Linked DNA regions of Homo sapiens: regions 1 and 3 are each linked to region 2. The links are chromatin loops, found by intact Hi-C in ENCODE. Cell type or tissue: left ventricle myocardium inferior. All regions are shown on one strand. Each heading gives the region's core, and the rest is flanking DNA. Links, peaks and the distances in the headings are about the cores only. Region 1 overlaps DNAH8 (dynein axonemal heavy chain 8). Region 2 overlaps DNAH8 (dynein axonemal heavy chain 8). Region 3 overlaps KCNK17 (potassium two pore domain channel subfamily K member 17).

What was found. Peaks named below come from ENCODE experiments on the same cell type or tissue, not always from the same donor. Only the 100,000 strongest peaks of a DNase experiment are listed, where the experiment ranks them.
Region 1: it touches region 2 in a loop (2.4-fold over the local background); 2 of 110 quality-filtered maps call a loop at or near these places.
Region 3: it touches region 2 in a loop (3-fold over the local background); 81 of 110 quality-filtered maps call a loop at or near these places.

What each region holds. Positions count from the first base shown.
Region 1 is chr6:38,869,194-38,874,193 of GRCh38, reverse strand. It overlaps DNAH8 (dynein axonemal heavy chain 8), which reads right to left. Exons shown (of 93, transcript NM_001206927.2): 49 at 3,632-3,793; 50 at 1,412-1,658; 51 at 1,047-1,288; 52 at 818-958. Among named protein-coding and RNA genes, the nearest start is that of DNAH8-AS1, 81 kb to the left of the region's middle. In left ventricle myocardium inferior, for the core only: CTCF peaks have their summits at 1,837 and 2,041; no DNase peak of the experiment used is centred there; H3K27me3 peaks cover 2,127 bases.
Region 2 is chr6:38,971,151-38,976,150 of GRCh38, reverse strand. DNAH8 (dynein axonemal heavy chain 8) reads right to left here. Exons shown (of 93, transcript NM_001206927.2): 83 at 4,486-4,559; 84 at 2,338-2,490; 85 at 1,622-1,777. Among named protein-coding and RNA genes, the nearest start is that of DNAH8-AS1, 21 kb to the right of the region's middle. In left ventricle myocardium inferior, for the core only: CTCF peaks have their summits at 2,549 and 2,764; no DNase peak of the experiment used is centred there; H3K27ac peaks cover 1,972 bases.
Region 3 is chr6:39,300,597-39,306,627 of GRCh38, reverse strand. It overlaps KCNK17 (potassium two pore domain channel subfamily K member 17), which reads left to right. Exons shown (of 5, transcript NM_031460.4): 3 at 1,973-2,133; 4 at 2,497-2,671. Among named protein-coding and RNA genes, the nearest start is that of KCNK17, 11 kb to the left of the region's middle. RefSeq lists silencers at 2,591-2,750, 4,744-4,843 and an enhancer at 3,304-3,603. In left ventricle myocardium inferior, for the core only: CTCF peaks have their summits at 3,055, 3,254 (motif pointing right) and 4,801; a DNase peak (open chromatin) is centred at 3,287; H3K4me3 peaks cover 329 bases; H3K27me3 peaks cover 1,629 bases.

The DNA of each region.
Region 1 (5,000 bases), core at 1-5,000, 100 kb after region 2:
AAAGAGAGAGAGAAAGAAAGAAAGAGAGAAGGAGGAAGGAAGGAAGGAGAAAGAGAAAGAAAGAAAGAGAGAAGGAGGAAGGAAGGAAGGAGAAAGAGAAAGAAAGAAAGAAAGAAAGAAAGAAAAAGAAAGAAAGAAAGAAAGAAAGAAAGAAAAGAAAAGAAAAAGGGAAAGAAAGAGGAAAGGAAGGAAGAAAGGGAAAAAACAATGCTACAACTACTTGTCAGATAATTTTTATTTAAAGATTTTCCTTACCTGTTATATGCTAAATTTCCAAAGCCAAAATTGCCTCCCAAGTTTTCTTGATTGCAACAGGCCCCTTTCTGTTCTTTCCCACGAAGCTACCAACTTTATTTATTTTTATTTACTTATTTATTTATTTTGAGACAGGGTCTCACTCTGTCGCCCCAGCTGGAGTGCAGGGGTGTGTGTGTGTGTGTGTGTGTGTGTGTGTGTGTGTGTGTGTAGGTGTATGTGTTATTTTTTATTTATTTTAAAATTTAATTAATTACTATATTTTATTGACTGTCATTATTATACACACTTTATGGGACAGGTCACTAAACCTGACAATGGGAAAGATAGTTCATTCCCCTTCCTCTGACAACATCCCTCTGGGAAGTGAAAATAATAGAGAAAACAGTAAGATCATTAAGAAGATCTTTAATAGAAATCAAAATTATCAGAGCTTTTACAGCCACATCATCAAATGATTTTTATGGACTGTCTGAACTTTCTATTTCAGATGGCTGTAAACTGCAACTGAGTGAAAAAAAAATCAAAATCGAAGTAGTAAATGTACAAAAAAAAATCTTACTTGCACAATATAGTTGCACTCCAAGAGCTGCATTTTGGGATTGAGATTTAGCTTCATATATGTGTATGTATCTTCAAAGACTTTCTCATACAGTGTCAGGAATACAGCAGCTTCCTGTGCAGTGCGTTTCTTCAACCATGCCTGCAACAAAGAAACAGAATCTGTGTTTATTGAGAAAGTGAAACGTGGAGAGACTCTGAGGGTTCTTCTTCCCATCTCTCTGCCCCACCTGTAAGATTGGCCTCCAGCTGAGAGCAGAGCTGCTGATATAGACCATGCCCATCCTAGAAACCGTGGCAGGAGAGGCGTTCTCGATATTGTGGACTTCAAACAGAAGCTTACAACTAGGGGCCATGGGAATGCGATCTCCATTAGCTAACGTCAGAGTTTTATTGTCATCCAAAACGGAATTTAAGTTCTCAATCCAGATGGCATCCACAGGACCATCTAAAATGAGGAAAATGTTTTCACCTGAAAATAATTAAAACAGAAAATCACTTTTCACTTGCAAGTAATTAAAATGGAAAAATCAAAAAAATACTGTGTTAATACGCTAGCAGGGAAAAAATGATCACAAAGGAGGTTTGTGTATACCTTTTTTAGCTTTTAATGTTTTTCTCCACAGAGTAGAAAAAATCCCATCTGTCCAGTCATTGGTAGCAGTGTCCAGTCTGCCAAACATCTGAGGTGCAGTAATGGCTTTTGGATTCATTCGCATTTCTCTATGAGGCCTTCCGCATTCTGTTTGCGCCTTCATTAGAATCGTGATAACGGTTGTCTTTCCAGAACCACTGGGCCCAAGAGTCATCAAGCCATGCCGTACCAAAGACGTCTCATATAACTACACAATTAACCAGTAAATTAAAATATGTAATTTATGAGTCTCTTGCTGACATTCATAGTAGCTACTTGAAGATTAAAGGCTTTAATAAGCTCTTCATTAACGTAACTAGTTCACTATTTTTAAGTTGTAAAAAATGTTGTTTTACTAGATGTGCATAGCAAATGAGCACCACGTTATAAAACGATATGTGCTAAAGTAATAACAATGTGGAGCTTGAATTACATTTTGGAAATAATTAACTCAGCATCTAGTTTTTGCTTCTTGCGTGATGATTCCCTGTGATTTTGGCTTGTTGGTCTATAACCAGCAGTTGTTCCATGCGCAAACTTTCTCGGCATCCAATGTGATGATATCGCCCCTTAGTGGTGGAAAGCAGCAACGCAGAGCATCACAGTGAAGATCCGTTTCAAAGGGGCCTTCTAATTCCCCAGAAGTACATCATGAATGAGGATTCCTGTGCAAGTGATTTATTCAGGTAGTGCTCCCAGGAGAAACCAGTAAGAGAAGAGGAAAGCAGGACAGGAATGGGAAGAAGCCAAGCAAGGTGTGATTGAGGACAAAGCCCTGTAGAGGACAGACTTGAGCCTGATCCCTCGGGAGACTGGAGTGTAACTTACACCTCAAAGATTGCTCCACCTGGAACCAGGCAAGCTTGACTTTCCTACTCCATCAACTCTTAGAGACGTTTGTTTGGGGGTGGATGGGAAATAAACTCCCGTGCAGCACCTACTCTTTGTGCCTGCCAACAAAATGGCTCCAGGCCTCCTTTTGCTATTAGAAGCGAAAACACACAGAAGCTGGGCAGGGGCACGTGGAAATGGTACAAGAGATTCGAGGAGACATGCTAGGATCATGGACAGCCGCTGCTATAACATCCCGTCTGCAGTTTTCTCATTAAAAAAATTAAGAAGTCAAAGGTCTGACAGCTGATCAGAGGGAGAGTGAGTTATTCTCCTAACATTTTGGACAGAAATGTATTACCATTGTAAACTATAGTTTAAAAGCAACAGAGGCACTGTTCCTGACATGTTCAAGAGCAATGTTATTGACATCAACAAAGAACCCAAAATTCTAGTCGCCACCCATTGAGATGGCAAGAATTTTAAAACTCAGTATACTGTATGCATATCATATATAAAATCATGTTTTCCCAGAAATTTTTTAAACTCTTAAAATGGTTTCCAGTACATGAATGATGAAAAAGACTTTTCCCCCATGCACATATTTCTTTGTAAGATTTGGATGTATCTCAGATACTTGCACATCTTATAATCTGGCAAGAACAGTAAGTTAAAATAAGAATCGTTATATTAATATTTCAAATGCAGTTTTCAACAATGTCCACAATTTCAGCTCCTTAATTTTCCAAAAGCTCTGGAAAATATTCCCAAAGCATCAAGCTCATAGAGATTTAATCCTGTGTCTCTGCTACAAGTTCTTGATTCTACTGGTAATCCAATCAAGTGGTTAGATGGTTGTCACAAGGATGAAATGTGATGAACAGAAAGACACCAACATATGCAGTCAAAAGATTCAGGTTTTAGTGTAGGTGAAGGATATAACATGTCCACACACAAAGCAGGAGCAAAATAGCACTCCCAGATTCCTCAGGCTCTGCACTCCACTGAGGCACCCAGCTGCAGCCAGTACTATCAGATTGGCACAAGAAGACATCTGCGTTGTTCCGTTCCCCTAGAGTTTTTATAACCTACTATTTCCGCCCAACATTGTCACCAGGTATAAGTAAAAACTGCAGTAAATTACTGCTTGATTACTGTGAGGCAGGGTAAATCCATACTATCTTCCTAGGACCACCACATCCTTCCAAGTATTCTTTTTGCAATGATGTATATATGATGTTTTCATTTAACATTTACATCAAGTAAGACTAACTATGAGTTTTTCTATTCAGACAGGAATGTTTAACACATACTTATCATTATACTAATAATAGATTAAAATGTCTTTACCTGCACGAGTTTCAGGTTCCAGGGTGGATGGTTAATCAAACCCTCTATCTGAACCTGATGGGCTACTGCGTTTTGCAGTTCTGCATAAGTATTACTATCCAGTTGCAGTCCTGGGAACAGGTCATTGATTAAGCTGAGGAACAGGGGTTCATCTTCATCAACCTAAGGTGGCATAGTTTAAAATAAATTTACTCATTCAGTCAACAAACATTTATCAGCTAGCTGGGATGTGCATAGTACTTATCACTTCATCCCCAGAGAACCATTTATTACTCTCCTAATCAGGCTTGTATTCTCTAGTACTTTCTCCAGAATATCACTGATATGGTTTGGCTGTGTCCCTACCCAAATCTCATCTGGAATCGTAGCTCCCATAACTCCCACGTGTCGTGGGAGGGACCCAGTGAGAGGTAATTGTATCATGGGGGCAAGTCTTTCCCTGCTGTTCTTATGATAGTGAATAAGTCTCACAAGATCTGATGGTTTTGTAAACGGGAGTTCCCTTGCACATGCTCTCTTGCCTGCCGCCATGTAAAGACGTGACTTTGCTCCTCATTCACCTCCCAGCATGATTGTGAGGCCTCCCCAGCCATGTGGAACTGTGAGTTCATCAAACCTCTTTCCTTTATAAATTGTCTTTATTAACAGTGTGAGAACAGACTAATACAATCACCACTGAATCTATATTGTACCCAAAGTTCGTTAGCATTCAATGTGTTCTACAATCCTGCCCCAGTCTACTGCTCCAAAGTACGACCTCATTACTTTATCACATGAATCTTTGCTTCTCACAGTGGCATTTGCATTAACCTTAAAAATGATAATTTGTAGTCCCAACCCCATGAAATTAAAGAACGGATATTTTATTTAAATTGGGGAAATAGCCATAACCCTGCATGACTTCATCCAACAATGGCTGCAAAAGTCCATCAGGGCAGTGTTCTGAGCCTTTCTTATAAGCAGTAGGTTTGAGTACACTGACTCCAATCCTTGCTTGCAATGTCTTTAATGCATAGATTGCCCTGTTCCCAACATCTGACCCCTTATGATTTCTCTTTATTCTCTAGGGCTTTGCTGATGCTTTCTTGAGTACTTGTCTAGGAATTTCCAAAATACCATTATCTAAGGGAGGCTTAGACTGCACTCCAGCCTGGGTGACTTAGGGAGTCTAAGCCTCCATTACAGTCCATGTTGGTCATACAGGCAGTGAGGTATACTGGCAGGAGCAGTGGATTTGGCACCAGAAAATCTTATAAATTTTTGTCCCCTCTTCTCAGCTGATGGTGATTATGGGGGAATCCTGCAACCTCTAGTCTCCATTCCCCAATAAGTGAAGTGACAATAAACAAGCTAGCCATCCAGACCCCAC
Region 2 (5,000 bases), core at 1-5,000:
GTGTTATTTCTAGCCCTCTATTATTTGATTTTAAGAGATATTCAGCCTTTTATTCCTGGACACTCCACTGGTAACTTCACCGCCCTAGCAGTGAAAATATTTTTCCTCCGTTTTAACCCAAACACATGTGGTGTTAAGTGCAAGGGCACTTTAGCCCCATGGCTGGACCATGGTCCTGTTGCTCTTCTTCCCTTTAGCACTTGGATAATGGCCACTAAAAACACAGGTTGCCACATTAACCATATGGCAAATACCCCCAACCAGCTCTCCATGATAAGCACAGTGGAAGAGTTGAATCATCACTACTGGGAACACAATCATAAAATATTATTTGTGAATTGGGAATGAAATAGCAGAGTTAAAGCAATATTTGTATTAGGATGTGATAAGGTCTAGCAAAGCGAACAATTCCCAGATAAGAATGTATGAAATAGGCTTCTGTGACTTGAAAGCTGTAATTGACAATCCAAAGGCCACAATGGAACTTAGTAAAGATAACCACCAGCAAAGCATTTAATCTGATTTTAACTTTCTCAGTGTTGGGAGGCAGACAAACACCACATCCCTCTCCTGGGCAGCCAGGAACCTAGTAAAGTGGTAGGGATAATGAATTAGGGGTAAATACACACAGTATTTTCTGGGATGAGCATTAAGTTCCCCTCCATCTTTGGACAGGGCAGGGAGAGGTAATGTGAAGTTCTGCCCATCACTGTACACAGCTAAAAGCCTGACTCCTGGGATAGACCAACTGATTTATTTTGTCCTTCACCCCAACCCCAGGAAAGAAAGAACTCCAGGTAGGGCTTAAAGGAATCTCTTCAATTCTCTGTGAAATCAAGGAATGGATCCAGTGCATTGAAAATGTATAGCTTTTGAATTACAGAACAAAATATAAAATTCAGATGCAGAACAAAACACTAACAATAATTTAAAAAATCGTAACAGACAAGTTGCTTGGTAATCATAAAATTATTAAATTACTGCGTCAGTACTAAGACTGTAAAAGCAAACAGCAAATGACTTGAGAAAGACAGGGAGCTGCTGTTCCTCCTCCTCCTCCAACATCACCACCACTTTTACTATCAGGTAATAAATAGAGTCAAAACAATACATAAATCAGAGCCAGCCAATCCTAGTTCAGCCAATCCTAGCAACCACATTTGAAGAGTACTTAACATCTTTGGGATGGTGATAATCCTATCTTGAAATGTGGTTGTTAGTATTACAGGAGATGGTGCACATAAAATTCTTGGCCAGCACAGGCACTTTCAAAACCAAGCTCCTATCTTTATAATCCATTAGCTCATTCTACAAATATTTATTGAGCTCTGACAATCCCCTGCGTGCTGTTGTGACAGTAGGAGAGTCAGCAGTTACGAAAAGACAGTCTTCACCCTGGAGAATCTTACATTCCAATAGTCAGGGTTGGGGGTTGGGGCAGGGGGCACACACAAAATACATAAACAAATATACACTATACCAGGTGGGGAAAGTGCTATGAAGGAAAAGAGAGTAAGGAGACAGAGCGGCAACGGATAGCACCCTCCTGGAAGCCTCTCCAATGGGGCCTCAGCACACCACTGGCCATCTCCTAAATGTGAAAACTGCTTTCTGCAGTTACCTGCACAGTGGAGTGTAAAAATGCTACTGTGTAAAGCATCGGCTTCCACATGGGTAAATTACTGATGTCCAGAAGGTCTTGATTAATTCCAGCAAATGTTCTTTTCAAACCTGCGCGTACACCTTGGGGTGGCTCATTAGTGAATTTGAGAGAGGTCTGTCATGAAAAGAAAACAGTGCTTTTGTTTCTATAAATTACTATAAAGAATAAAATAGAAATTACAATATTAGGCTGAATATCCTTTATCTGAAATGCTTGGGACTGGAAGTGTTTTGAATTTCAGATTTTGGAATATTAGCATTAAATTGTTATATGAGCATTGCCTTTGAGCATTCTATTGGCATTGAGAATGTTTCAGATTTTGGAGCATTTCGGGTTTCGATTTTCAGATTTAGGATGCTCAACCTGTATATCAGAAAACAATATGCTTATGGTACATAAAGTGGGGGCAAAGTTCAGCATTGTATAAACTAAGTACATTGATCAGAGCTGAAACTCAATAAATTAGTACTAAGTCTTAGAGCTCTTCTATGGAAATATTTACTACAGTCTAACCTTGATGTCAAGATTTTGATGATTATAGTATTATAGTATAAGATCTTGCAGTCCAGACCCTACAGGACCAAAAAGCCCTGTTGTGTTCCCATCTTTCAACAATGTCAATGATGTCATCTTTATTACTATGACTCTCGATGAAAAGACGTTTAGTAACAAACCTGAAGCAATGTAATTGGAAATCGATCATGGGGCTCCGTAGTTATCCATACTCGGAAAGAATCATCACTGGCTTCAGTGGTAATTAGCGTCTCTAGTAATTCTTCCATGAATTCCAGGCCAAGGTGGCAATTTTGTAGTAATACCCAACCACCCTGTATCCAAAAATAAGTTCATATTTATTTCTTGTAACCTTTTTGCTATGATTTTAATAAAACAAAATGTGCACTTTTTTTAAAAACCATGTGAATACTCTGTTTTGAACACATTTTTAAAAATTATATGTCAATACAATCATTTCTCCTGCTATGGTACAAGTAATTGGTACAAGCTAATTACTTAGAATCAAGTGGGTTCAAAATGATTGTATTCTGCCACCCCTGGTTCAGAAAGGAACAGAAATTAAAACTTGAAGGCAGACTTGTGTAAGTACAGTGTGTGCACCATCTAATGGTGGGAACGGGTATTTTGGAATCAGTAACAAGTTGTCCTGCCTAAGGTAAATCAGAACTGACTCACCCCCAAAACCCAGAAGACTGGTTCACAGTTATTCATAGTTACAAAGAAAGATACACATGATCTCATGAAAGCTGGAGACAATACGTTTGGTGACATTTACTACCATAATGCTAAGCTTTATTCTTTATCATCACTCTCCACACTTTCCTGAAACCACATAACTTATTAAGCACTTTCTAAATAAATACTTGATTAAACAAACTACCTTAAACAATATGTCACAAAACCATCACTGCCCTGTGAGAACATAGTTTCTTTACTAGACATTTTAATACCTTTATACAGGAATCAGCTATCTTGAACTACATAAAACTACAAAATAGTGAGCATGATAAATATATGGCAAGGCATATATACCATGTCTCAACTGTAAGCGAAAATACAACTCACACCGGCTTAACTAGTAAAGGGGATGTGCCGTCTATACAACTGGGGTTTCAGAGGAAAACAGCATTCAGGATTAGTTTGTGTCATCATGGACCCACTTACTTTCTGGTTCCCCACTCTGTGTTCCACAATGCCAGCTTTATGCTAAACATGGTGTCCCTCAAGGCGGCAACATGGCTGCACCTGCTCATGTCTGGTTTTCTTTTCTGATTATGCCATATAATCAATACTTACCCCACTTTGACAAACAGACCATGGAAGTTATAAAGGCTAGTATTCCAAAGACAGTTAACATGAACACCGTATTTAAATTAAAGTTTTGCACCCACAGAAACTAAAGAAATTATTTAAGGCCCAAAGTTAAACTGTCAAATCACTCAATAGAGTGAAACATTTGATCCGAGTAAAAATAATTATGTATAATTGCTTTGAGATATACATGTATAAATTAAATAAATTATTGAATTTAATTAAGTGATAAAGATTGAGGCTTAGGGCATTTGAGAATTAATGACTAGCTGGAAAAGTTGATGACCCAACAGAGTTTTAGCCCATTAACCCTCTCTAGTCATTAATTCCCAGGGAAAAGCTGCACCAAAGTTTGTACAGACATTCTGAGATCAAAAGCTTAAAAATAAACCAATATCTTATTTTATTTTTATAAATGGTATAATTTCTTATTACAGCTGAAATGGCTATCTACAGAGCATTTCTAGAAAATTAATGTCCTGTGTATTTATTAGGTGTGATGGGAAATCTCTCTCAACACTCCATTCAGCTTGCAATTATTAGTGAAAACCATTATCAGTATTTAAACATAGCATCCTTAAATATTCCTTCTTTGCCTGAAATGATCCGTTAATGAAAAATGAAAGTCTGCCTTTAACTGAAAATGGAAATTTAACTGTCTCAATCTGTCACTCCTTAAGTACTACCTATTCATATTGATCATGAAATTCCAAGACTGCTAGAGATGCATTCTTAGAAATCAGAAGGTGTGTCTCCCAAATCATAAAACGAACAAAAAATTGGTGAAGGTAAAATGGAGCATATACTATAGAAAATGGAATAAGCTTTCCATGCGAATATCAGGAGGAAACTAGACTGAGGTTTAAAATTCACAGGTAATGATAAACAAAAATGGAAAAACCAGGATTGAGCATCACGAGAAGAATGTGGTAACATCCATGATTGTGGGGTTTCTAGCAATAATGTTGCAGCAGGAGCAGTCTCTTGTCACATACCTGCTGCATTGACATCTGAATCAGCTTTCGAGCATGTACTTCTTGTCCTTGCCCCATTGAGATAGTTCTACATTCTGTAACATAGGAGAAAGTTCACTATGATGAAACACAACTCTTACAGCAGGATTAGAATGAAAAATTAATTTCTGAATGATTATAGCCTCCTTCTATTGTTTCTAAAAAAAAAAAAAAATCTTTGCTGTTCAAACAGGCCTGGCCTTTGGTTGTGTGGATCAGAGAAATGCATGGAGCAGAGACCTGGAGGCACCACCCGGAAAAGCGTGGGTTGGGGGTCAGGAAGGGAGAGAAAAAGGCACGTATGGTGGGCTTTTAGAGAGTTTGAGATTCTTTGGAGACAATGAGGAACAAGATCAATGGTGGGAGAGGCAACTACAATGCTATCACAGGTATTTGTAGGGAAAAAGGATTTTTTAGTTTTGCTGTAAGTTTTGGTTAGAATCCTTTTCGGCGTTTTAGCAGACGCTTCTGTAAAGATTTAATTTTCTGTTTATTCC
Region 3 (6,031 bases), core at 1,014-6,013, 330 kb before region 2:
CTCAGTAAGGTGGGGGTGGATGTAAACATTGGTTTCAATATAGTACAGACGAGTTTAGGGTGTGTGGGCACAGTGACCCCATCTGGGCAAGCAAGAATGTTAGGCAGTGCTAGGAGGCAAAATGAGAGGCATTTGTTCATTTACTTACACATTCACTTTTGTATTTCCTCATTCATTCATTCACTCATTCTTTATGCATTCAACACATATGTAGTGAAGAGCACCTATTAAGGGTCAGATCCTTTGCCAGTTGCTGAGAATATGGTGATTAAGAACCAGTCCCAGGCCGGGTGCGGTGGCTCACGCCTGTAATCCCAGCACTTTGGTAGGCCAAGGCGGGCAGATCGCCTGAGGTCAGGAGCTCGAGACCAGCCTGGCCAACATGGCAAAACCCCGTCTCTACTAAAAATACAAAAATTAGCTGGGCGTGGTGGCACATGCCTGTAATCCCAGCTACTCGGGAGGCTGAGGCAGGAGAATAGCTTGAACCCAGGAGGCGGAGTTTGCAGTGAGCCAAGATTGTGCCAGTGCACTCCAGCCTGGGCAAGAGAGCGAAACTACGTCTCAAAAAAAAAAAAAAAAGACCCAGTCCCTGCTCTTGAGGGGCTCAGAGCATATACTTGATATACTTGGAAGAGGCAGACATGGAAACAAATCTTTCTCACACAGTGCAAGGGAGAGTGCTGGAGGGGGCCCTGGATGAGGAGCAGCTGCACTGGAGAGTCGAGGACTGGAAGGGTCATTTATATTTATGTGGGTAAAGAGGAGAGACTCTCTTCATAGAGGAAGCATTGTGGTCAAAGGTGCAGAGGCACGAGTGGACCTGGAGAGTTCTGCAGGCCAGCAATGTGGCTAGAGCTGGGGAAGCGGGGGCACCAGACGAGTCTCAGAGAAAGGCTGGGCAAGAGCTTGGACTTTCCCCAGCAGACAGGAGACTGAAGAAGGGTTATAACCTCAATGATGATCTAATCAGTTTTGCATTTTAATAAGACAAGACAGTGGTGGTGATCAAGAAGGGTGGAGGCAGAGCTGGAGGAGAAAAGAATGTCCAGATGGATAGAATCTTTTATGAACATCTTTTCCTCCCCTAGCTTCCCCTCTCCCTATCTTGAGGATCAGAGACCACCCCCCCAACTTCTACCTCCTCCCCTAGGCAGCTGATGACTTACTGTCTGTCCCTCCCTCCCACTGAGCTTTATGAGGGAGCCCCGTTGTGCTAGTTTGGGTCCTCCAGGAATCAGATATCAAGACAGAATTAGATGCGCAAGAGATATATTGAGGGGAGCCTTTGAAGGATAAAAGAGAAGGAGCAGGAATTAATGTCAAAAGCCTCAGACTGCAAGCAGGCCTGATACCTATGAAAGGAGAGAGGGAAGGAAGGAGACTGGTGTGGGAAGAGCTGCTCTCTGCATTGCAGCTGTCAGAAAGTCTGGGCCAGGCCATGGGGATCCCAGAGCAAAGGTTGAAAGAGGAGTGCCACACTGGGCAGGGATGGCCAGCTTCAGTGCCCCACTGTGCCCAAGCATGGCTGGGAGCAGTGTGGAGACAGCATGGCCTCAGCCTGAATGGTGCAGTAGATCCTAAGAGTGCAACAGCTGGAGGCTCTGCCCCCTCCAGCATCCATCTGCCCATCCAGAGAGGGAGGACATGAAGAGAGGAAGAGGAGACTCACATTTGGTGGGTTTGAGCTCATGCATGCAGCTTAGCCTCCTAGAGCTTCTCCAGCCTGTAAAATATGGCACATAATTCTGATTTGGAAGGGTGGTTTCGAGGGTGAACTGAGGGAATGAATGTACAGGGTGCCCTGCACAGTGCCCAGCACAGAAAAGGAGGGCCTTGGTAAGTATCAGCTGCCCACATCTACAGTGGGTTAGAATGAGGGCCCTGGGGGTTGGGCCCAGGAGTGGGGCTGTGGTGGTGAGTGGACAGGGCTGGGCTGGAAATGTCCCCTGAGTGCCCCCTCTCACCTCAGGCTATGGCAACCTGAGCCCCAACACGATGGCTGCCCGCCTCTTCTGCATCTTCTTTGCCCTTGTGGGGATCCCACTCAACCTCGTGGTGCTCAACCGACTGGGGCATCTCATGCAGCAGGGAGTAAACCACTGGGCCAGCAGGCTGGGGGGCACCTGGCAGGTGAGGGGGCTGCTGGACGGGGTGGGGATGGGTCACTTCTAGAATGAGGGGCTGTGGTGGGAATTGGGGTTACTAATGACAAGAGGTGGGAGCAAGTGTTACTGGTGAGGTTGTGTTGGGATTGGGGGTCACTGCTCAGAATAGGGTCCTTAGTGAAAAAGGGCATTAATGGTGGAGATGGGGTGGGACTGGGCAGACAGGAAGGACATGAGGCACAGGCTCCAGGCAGGGAACCTGGAGAACACAGACCAGGTGAAGAGCCCCCTTCTTACTGGGGACAGCTCTGGCCTGCCTCCAGCTCCCTCGGCTCCCACGCATGGGGTGAAGGCCTCAGGAGGCCTGGGGACAATGTTGCACCCACAGGATCCTGACAAGGCGCGGTGGCTGGCGGGCTCTGGCGCCCTCCTCTCGGGCCTCCTGCTCTTCCTGCTGCTGCCACCGCTGCTCTTCTCCCACATGGAGGGCTGGAGCTACACAGAGGGCTTCTACTTCGCCTTCATCACCCTCAGCACCGTGGGCTTCGGCGACTACGTGATTGGTGAGAGTTCCTGGCGGTTGGGCTGGCGGGGACATTCGGCTGCCTATACCTCTCACTCATCTGCTCCCGCAGCTGGCGCACCTGCTGTGTGCACGCCATGTGGGGGCTTTTGGGCCCAAAATCCGGAGACACTGTCCTACCCGCTTTTGTTGTGTGACGGGTCTGAGGTCACTCTGGCCCTTCTTGACCAACGCGGAGAGGTCCAACACGTCCGCGGGCCCACCTATTGTGCTTAGAGCTCTCCACATGACGGGAGTCCCCGCCTCCCTCCGGGGTCCATGCTTGCCCCAGGGTCTCCCTTCCCCACTTCACTCTCTCCCTATGGAAGGCCAATCTGTCCCACTTCTCTGGGGCTGGAGATCACAGTACCCGGGGATCAGACAGTAGGGTCCGGGAGACTCCTGGAACCCCAGCCTCCCCAGAGCCCTGTGGGAAAACAGTTGGCAGGCAGATTCTGAGTGCCAGCAAGAAAGGGCCTCATGGTCAGTGGACCCAGGGTGGGTTTAATCAGTGGCACAACCCAACCTAGGCAAGACAAGGGCCCTAGAAGCCACCAGCCTTGCATAATCAGGCTGAGTCCGATGCCCAGCAGGTGGCAGTGGAGGGACATTCTGTGCCGTGGCGGAGTGGCTGCGCCCCAGCTCAGCCTCATCACCGCCCCTTCCTGTCCCTGAAGGTGCCGCTGGCACCACTACCGCGCCAGCCTCAAGCGGCTTCATGCACTCCCTCTGATCCCAGACCCTAATGTGGGGAGGAGGCCTTGCCCTTCTTCACTTCTTCAGCGACAGAACCCAGCCTGGAAGAATGAAGTTAGTTTCAGCTAACTCCTCAGGCAACCTACAGCAACAATTGTCACCCCCATTTTACTGAGGAGGAAGCTGAAGCTCAGAGAGGCTGAGCCATCTGCCTGAGACTGCACAGCTAGTAAGATGTGAATCCTGATCTATTTGACTCCAAAATTCATACTGTTTCCAGGCCACCTAAAATGTCTCCTCTCTGGGCCTCAGTGTTCCTGCCTATAAAATGAGGCAATCCCTAGAGCCCCTCAGTGCCTTCTAGCCTCTGTTTGCAAGGTCCCCAGGAAGAGGGGTCAGGTGTTGGGGCCTCACACTGCCCCCTTCTGGATCTCCCTCATCCTGGGAGGTCTGTTGCTCTGGAAGGAAATTCTTGGGAAGATTTCTTCCAACTGGGTCATGTTCCCACCTTTACCCTCAGAGTAGAGAGATATGTCCCAGGACAGCTGAGCCCAGTAGCTCCAAGGGCCATACCTGCACCCTCGCAGCTCAGAGTATGATTCTTAGATCTGTCATTTCTTCTCTATTTCCACTGCCATTTCCCTAGTTCAGGCAGGGTTGTTGCATATAGCTGCACAGGTTGGGCACTGCACAATCCTATAGTTTTGCTACTTACACAGAGCATAATAAGGATGGCACCCAGGGACTTGTGCAGCTTCTCTCCTTGTCCCCTGTTGGCTCTTATGACCTTTAAAAATTACAAAGGCTATGATGTCACCTGCCCAGCTCCTCTGAAGAACTTCATTGTTTTCCCATAGTTTTAGGATAAAGTCCAAAATCTGTAACCCCCCTCCTACCAATACAATCTGACTGAGGAGATCTAGTCCAAATTCTGTAACCCCCCTCCTACCAATACAATCTGACTGAGGAGATCTAGTCCAAACTTTAAGCCCAGAGGGACTGCCCAGGCCTGGGGCAAGGATGGGCAAGAACACTCCTGCCCAGCGGCCACTGCAGTTGGCAGAGCTTCTCCCTTCACCACATCTATGGAGACTTGCTACCTCCTGGGCCCCTCTGCAGTCATGGCAGTGCCTCGTAGCAGGTCACCACAATAAGAGCCCCAACTGCTTCACCTGCAGGGGATCTTCCTTATACAGATGGAGACACTGAGGCCTGGAGGAGGGAAGGGAGTTGCATAAGGTCATAGAGCAAGTAAGTCAGGGCAAATCTAGGATAAACTCCCAAGCCTGGGCCCTTCACACCACCCATGTTTCAGAGTCTTCCATGCCTATTCCTCAAACCTCTCAGGTCTCCTTGTCCTCCAGTAACAGGGACAACCCCTTTCTTGGATGGGGATACTGAGGTCCACCAGTTGGCTACTGGGTGTTCACATCCCTGCATCAGCAGCCACAAGAGGCGCTGTCTTCACAGCCACTCCTCTGCCTGAAGGCTGTGGCCAGAGCCGCCCCCAGGTCCCATCCGGCTACTCCTCCCCAGCCCCATAGCCTGGCGCCTCCCAATTGCATTTGCAGCTCAGTTGAGCGCCTTGCCAGCTGCCAGGTCTCCTGCCACTTATGATTTCAGCTTAAAAAAATGAAATAAAAACGGAGAAGAGCGCCTCCTCCCCTCTGTCACCAGGAGCAAGCCAAGCTGGCGGGTGGCAGGGCCAGAGAGCCGGCTCAGTGCCTGATCTCATTTAGGACCATCAGCGGAATCATAGCCCCATAACCCAATCAGCCTAATCCAATCCCAGCTCCTGCCAGGCAGCACAGGTCAGCTCCCAGGTGGCAGCCTCATCCCCATGTGGGGGTCCTAGAGAGGGGCCCAGCCTTGGGGGACCTGGAGAGAGAGGCTGTCTTGGGGCCAGCAGGACAGGATGAGGAGTAGACAGAGGCATGGTACAGGGAGCAAAGACAGAAAAGGATGACGAAGGAATAGGAGGGGAGAGCTCTACCCTTTGAATGATTCCAATCTGATGAGGGAGGCAGCACAGACCTCCAGGGAGGGTACTAAATGATAGGGCAAATCCTTGGCAAGATTTATCTAAGACTCACAGCAGCTCCCATCAGTCCCCTCCCTCAGCTATACTTACCCAGCACCAACTTCGTTGGGGGTGTCCGATGGTGAGTGAAACAAGCAACCACCTATAGATCTTGGGCACCTGTTATGTACCAGGCACCATTCTGAGCACTTGAGCTGCATCAGCCCATGTGATCCTCCCAACAGTCATAGGAGGAGGACTCTTACTGTCTCCATTTTACAGATGAGGAAGTAACTTTCCCAGCAGACACACATAGGCCATGAAAGCAGCACGTGTAACAGAGGAACCCAACGTGGTCTGTAGGGAGTGATGTCTGAACTGAGGTCTGCAGGATGAGGGAAGGTAACCAGGCCAAGAAAAATGGAAAATGAAGAGCATTTGGAGCCGAGAGGCCATAAGTACAAAAGCCCAGAGGCAGAAAGAATGATAGATGGGGAAACGGGAAAAAGACCAGAATGACCAGGCAGTCAGAGGGGAGAGGTGTGCTGCAGAAGCGGGCAGAGGGCCTTGAGGATTTGGACTTCATCCTAAAAGCCAAGGGGGCGCAGTCGTATTCCCCATCTCACAGGTGAAGGAGGTTCAGAC